Linked DNA regions of Homo sapiens: region 2 is linked to region 1. The links are chromatin loops, found by intact Hi-C in ENCODE. Cell type or tissue: endothelial cell of umbilical vein. All regions are shown on one strand. Links, peaks and the distances in the headings refer to the core of each region. The heading gives the core; the rest is flanking DNA. Region 1 has its middle 48 kb from the start of MIR4526. Region 2 has its middle 27 kb from the start of MC5R.

Region 1 (2,914 bases), core at 195-2,694:
CCAGGCTTTGGGGCTTCTGAAATCCCTTGTATTTTTGGAGACAGAAGCTCAAGTCAATTTATTATAAATATTCCTTTCCTTCCTCCTCTGCTGGTGCTTTCATCTTCTTTGCCTTTCAGCTTCTTTTAGATCTCTTTTCATCTTTTTGTCCTTAAAGTGATAGGATGGGACGATAGTCACTTCTGTGACCTCAGTTTCTGACTGCAGGAAGGAAACGTGTATTTATTAAAATTTCTCATGCTCCAGCTTCATTTTCTCCTTCACCTGGGATGGACTATGAGATGGGAGACTTATGTGAGCCAGTTCAGTGATGTCTGTCACTTTCTGGGTGGGCTTGGTGTTGGCAAAGCCATTAGGTAGCTATTTCCATATATAAATTACATATATATATATATATATATATATATATATATATATATTTTTTTTTTTTTTTTTTTTTTGAGATGGAGTCTTGCTCTGTCGCCCAGGCTGGAGTGTAGTGGTGCGATCTCAGCTCACTGCAACCTCCGCCTCCCAGGTTCAAGCAGTTCTCTGCCTCAGCCTCCCAAGTAGCTGGGATTACAGGTGCCTGCCATCGTGCCTGGCTAATTTTTGTATTTTTAGTAAAGACGGGGTTTCACCATCTTGGTCAGGCTGGTCTTGAACTCCTGACCTCGTGATCCACCCGCCTCAGCCTCCCAAAGTGCTGGGATTACAGGTGTGAGCCACTGCACCCAGCCCCTTTCTTTTTTTTTTTAATTATTTATTTTTTTAGAGACAGGATCTGGCTCTCTTGCCCAGGCCGGAGCACAGTGGCAGGATCGTAACTCACTGCAACCTCAAATTCCTGGGCTCAAACAGTCCTCCCACCCCAGCCTCCCAAGTAGCTAGGATTACAGGTGCACACCACCAAGCACAGCTAATTTCAGTTTTGTTGTTTGTTTCTTTGCTCGCTTTTTGTAGAGCCGGGGGGGTCTCACTAGGTTGCCCAGGCTGGTCTTGAACTCCTGGCCTCAAGCAATCCTCCCACCTTGGCCTCCCTAAGATTACAGGTGTGAACCCCTGTGCTCGGCCACTATTTTGAAACATCCAAATCCGTACTAGAAGGCAAGTAATGGCAACAGTTATTAAATCTAGTTTCTTTGCGTCTAAGTTTAAATATTTCACACATCCAAGGAGGATTTGACCTCAGGAAATTCCCCATTGCCCCGTTGGTACAAACTGAGTTTGCTGTTTCCTGCTTTGCTGCTGTGAGGAGGGTCAGACAGTGGTCATAGCTTCTGATCCTGTACTTGTGGCATACTTGGAGCCAGCTCAGATTGGAATTTTCCATTTAATTGCTACCAATCACTGGAACATCTGAAGTGATCAGAAGCTGCCATTTGTGGAAAATTTTAGTGTTGAGTAGTTCAGATTAAGAACTGTTAGTTTTCACCAAAATATAGAGGTTGGCCTCTGAATTCCATGAAAATTACCAACCTTAAAACCTGTACTGTATTATATGCTTAAAAATGTGGTAAGAGGGTAGCTCTCATGTTAAGTATTTTTACCACAATAAAATGCAAATCAAACAAAAACCCTGGCCCCTCATACACTGTGTGGGCAGTTCTGCACTGCAGTGCCTGCTACACAGCCAGTCTGTGCCCTCCGCAGTGTCTGTGAGCGGTGTTTGGTGTCTCATGCACCTGATGGGCTTAGAATTGCTGTGTGGCATTTGCCTTTGTCACTCATGGTGGTTAAACAGCAAGTGTGGTGAGAACCCTGTAGAAGCGGTGGCCCCTCCATCAGGCTGCTGAGGACCCAGCAGGTTGAGGCACCCTGCCTCTCCCATCGCCGGTTCTCCTTGGCTGGAACCCTTGCAGAGGGAGACCAGCAGATGGTGAAAGAAGTATCAGAGCAAGAGACAGGAGGAAAGTGTTCTGGGGTTTACAGTGGCGTTGTCAGTAAGGCACAAGGCTAAGTGCTTGCACATATCATTCCTGAAGGAGGTGGGTCGGCCAGTGTCAGCAGAGGGAACGCAGAAGGAGAAGGCCCGTCAACAGGAGAGGCTGCCCGAGGACCCTGGGTGCATCCAGGGCTGCTTCAGGACTGAGCTAGGCAAGTGGAGAGAATGGTGAGTGACAGTGTCCAGATCCACGTGTGCTTTCCCTGAATCCTTCAGACAAGGAAAGCCAGAGGAAAGGAGGAAGGGCAGGAGAGGGTGTGGGGGAAGCAAGGCAAGAAGCCAAATGATTTTGAACCATTTATTCTCCCTAGGTCCTTCTGGGTTTTCACATTTTGTTACAAAGGCTATAATAAACACCGCCCCCACTGCAGAGTGCTTCATTAAAACAACTGTATAACTAAAGTAATGAAGTAGAAGAAACAGATGTAATTTATTTATTTTTAATTTTATTTTTTTGAGATGGAGGTTTTTTTTTTTTTTTTTTTTTTTTTTTTTTTGCAGTTGCAAGATTTAATAGAGTGAAAACAGAGCTCCCATACAAACAGAGGGGACCCAAAGCGGGTAGCCATTGCCGGCTTGAATGCCTGGGTTTATATCCTGATCATTGTCCCTCCCTCGTGCTCTCAGGCGATAGATGATTGGCTATTTCTTTACCTCCTGTTTTAGCCTAATTAGCATTTTAGTGAGCTGTCTTTACTCCCTGATTGGTCGGGTGTGAGCTAAGTTGCAAGCCCCGTGTTTAAAGGTGGATGCCGTCACCTTCCCAGCTAGGCTTAGGGATTTTCTTAGTCAGCCTAGGAAATCCAGCTAGTCCTGTCTCTCAGTCCCCACTCTCAACAGGAAAACCCAAGTGCTGTTGGGGAGGTTGGCCAATGACCACTCTAACTGCTTCCTGCTGAATTGGGGCATAGTAGGGGTCGTGCAGTTGAGAGTTCCTCAGGAGGGGTGCCTTTGATGTCATCAACATCGGAGCATGGGCTAGCAGGCCGG
Region 2 (2,914 bases), core at 121-2,620, 140 kb before region 1:
GAAAGAAAGAGTCATCAGCAGGGCAGTGTCCCCTGAAGCCAAAGGTATGAACAACGGGAACTCTGGAAGAGCCACCGAGAAACAGAGCAGAGGACCAGGCCAGCACCTCCAGGAGCCTGGCAGCCACTGTGTGTGAAGAAGGCAGGTGAGAGAACAGAGGAGGACGAGAAGGTGCCCCGCAGAAGCCAAGGGAGGAGGGAAGCTCCCACAGACAGATGCCCCTGAAAAGCTCAAGCAAGGCGCAGCAGAGAAGCCGCTTGCGGTTTGGAGGCGAGGAGCTTCTGCATCACTGCAGCGGCTGCCCTTCCTCTCTTCCTTTTTAATTTTAGTTTTTGTGGGTACATGGTAGGTGTATACATTTATAGGGTACATGAGATGTTTTGATACAGGCATGCAACATGAAATAAGCACAGTTTGTAGAATGGGGAATCCATCACCTCAAGCATTTATCTTTGAGCTACAAACAATACAATTACACTCTTTAAGGTTTTTTGCTTGTTTGTTTGTTTGTTTTGAGACGAAGTCTCGCTCTGTCTCCCAGGCTGGAGTGCAGTGGCATAATCTCAGCTCACTGCAACCTCCACCTCCCAGGTTCTGCCTCAGCCTCCCGAGTAGCTGGCATTACAGGCATGCGCCACCAGGCTTGGCTAATTTTTGTAATTTTAGTAGAGACAGGGTTTCACCACATTGGCCAGGCTGGTCTCGAACTCATGACCTCAGGTGATCCACTTGCCTCGACCTCCCAAAATGTTGGGATTACAGGTTTGAGCCACCATGCCCGGCCTCTTTATTTTAAAATGTACAGTTTTTATTGACTACAGTCACCCTATTGTGCTATCAATGGTAGGTCTTAATCATTCCCTTCCTCTCTTCTTCATTAGCAGAACTCCAGTTTTATTCATGCAGCACAGCTCTTTCCAAAAGTCTTAGTGATAAAGGAAAAGAGAGGATTGAATGAGGGTGAGAGGGCAGTGGTGGCCAAGGTCTGTGGCTGCAGGTGGGGAGGGTGAGAAGTTGTTGGTTTCGGGTTCATTGCTTTGATCAAGAAGGGTTCTGATAGCAGAAAAAGCCAGTAAGGGGGGAAAAATTAGAGGGGGGAGAAAGACTGACAACCTTACCTAGTAGAACCTATTTGGATAAGTTCAGGTGGGTTTTCTACCAAGCTGATGCAGACAGCTCTTTCCCTGAGAATGACACCCCACGCTGCCCACAAGTGAAGCCTCCTTTGTCGCCAAGAGCCCCCTTACAGATGCAATGTCCATAATGCTGAAGAATACCTCTTTTTTTTTTTCTTTTTTTTTACTCCTTACTGCTCCTGTCTAATTCCGGGGCTCCTTGGTGAATTCTCAATGAACTTGGAAGTCCTGGGCTCATGTTCAGATTCACTCTTCTCACAGCTTCATTTCCTGGATACTGAGACCCTGAGCAATTCAACCTGGGCCCAAGAGGATTTATGTCCTGTGACTGGAAAACAATAGGTCCCTGGCCTCTGGCCATTGTCTGGTTTTCTGACAAACCCCCTCTTTCCCTTGTGGGGAAATAGCTTCCCTGTACCACCCTGGCCCCTGACCCTTAGAAAAAAAATGCCATCTGCTCATCTTGGTAATATTAAAACATATTTACATAGCTTCAAGGAACTAGATCTTCAAAACACATAGAGCCTCTCTAGTTAACTGGACTGTGTCCAAGTAACTGATATAAGTATTCCCCCATTCCTCACCTGTTGGACAATGTAATGCTTTAAATATGTTGAGTATTTCCTGCCTCCAAAGATCCAATAAGCTGCACGTTGCCAGGAGAATTCCATTAAGATTCGCAAGAACTTGGGCGAGAGAGATACATGGGTAATTGGTATTTATTTTCATTTTGACTAGATGTATGAAATATTTCTCTCTCCTATGGTAGATAAAAATTCCCTAGAATCTTGAAAAATCATGTGTGCAAGGAAGCTTCTCTGTTCAAACATTCCAAAATCTTTTAAAATTCAAAACATAAATGGATTGACTTATGTAGCATAGAAAACTCCGTGGAAATGGCAGGAAGTTTGACTTAGAAAAACACTTTTTTCTCTCAGAATTCGCCATTTTCTGCCACCAGTCTCGGTTTGTGCAGTCAGCAGCCAAGGAGAAAACGAGTCAGGGAGGTGGTACTGTGCATGCAGTTGTCACCAACACAACACAAATTAAGAGGAAAACGTATACCACGGCGTCTTAGGGGAGCAGCTGAAGGGTGGTGGCCAGGCCCACAGACACTCTGCGGGAGCTTGCAGCAGCACCCTCTACCGGCCCTGGAGGACCCCGGGGGGTCTCAGCCCCGCAGGCACGTCAGAGTGCAGGGGCCTCCACTTGTCCTTGCAAGGTGCCTCACGGGGCTCCCACACCGCAGCCAGGCTTGCACAACCGTCTCTGTTGCACCCTACTTGTTTCTTTCACATGGCCCGGGGCCTTTCTGCCTTCCTTCCTGGGAATGGCTGCAACTCCCCACCTGGTTTTCACTGATCCCACTTCCATACCCTCATGGGGGCACCCTGAGCCCCTCCAGAAGCCAAGCAGAGCAAAACCAGTCACCCTCACTGTGGCAAGTAGCACACCAGTTTGGGGGATCAAGGGACAGAAGAGGTGATTCGAGAAAAAGCAGTGGCTCTCGACTTGGGGAGAAGGTCATACCCCGTTGAAGAATTTAAAGAAAACAAAAAAATCCATTCAATTAGGAAAAGAGGAAGTCAAATTGTCCTTGTTTCCAGATGGCATGATTGTATGTTTAGAAAACCCCATCATCTCAGTCCAAAATCTCCTTAAGCTGATAAGCAACTTCAGTAAAGTCTCAGGATACAAAATCAATGTGCAAAAATCACAAGCATTCCTATACACCAATATCAGACAAACAGAGAGCCAAATCATGAGTGAACTCCCAT

What was found. Peaks named below come from ENCODE experiments on the same cell type or tissue, not always from the same donor. Only the 100,000 strongest peaks of a DNase experiment are listed, where the experiment ranks them.
Region 2: it touches region 1 in a loop (7-fold over the local background); 4 of 110 quality-filtered maps call a loop at or near these places.

Annotation. Positions count from the first base shown.
Region 1 is chr18:13,657,345-13,660,258 of GRCh38, reverse strand. No RefSeq gene overlaps it. Among named protein-coding and RNA genes, the nearest start is that of MIR4526, 48 kb to the right of the region's middle. In endothelial cell of umbilical vein, for the core only: no CTCF peak of the experiment used is centred there; a DNase peak (open chromatin) is centred at 1,228; H3K27ac peaks cover 442 bases.
Region 2 is chr18:13,796,098-13,799,011 of GRCh38, reverse strand. No RefSeq gene overlaps it. Among named protein-coding and RNA genes, the nearest start is that of MC5R, 27 kb to the left of the region's middle. In endothelial cell of umbilical vein, for the core only: no CTCF peak of the experiment used is centred there; a DNase peak (open chromatin) is centred at 1,641; H3K27ac peaks cover 1,527 bases.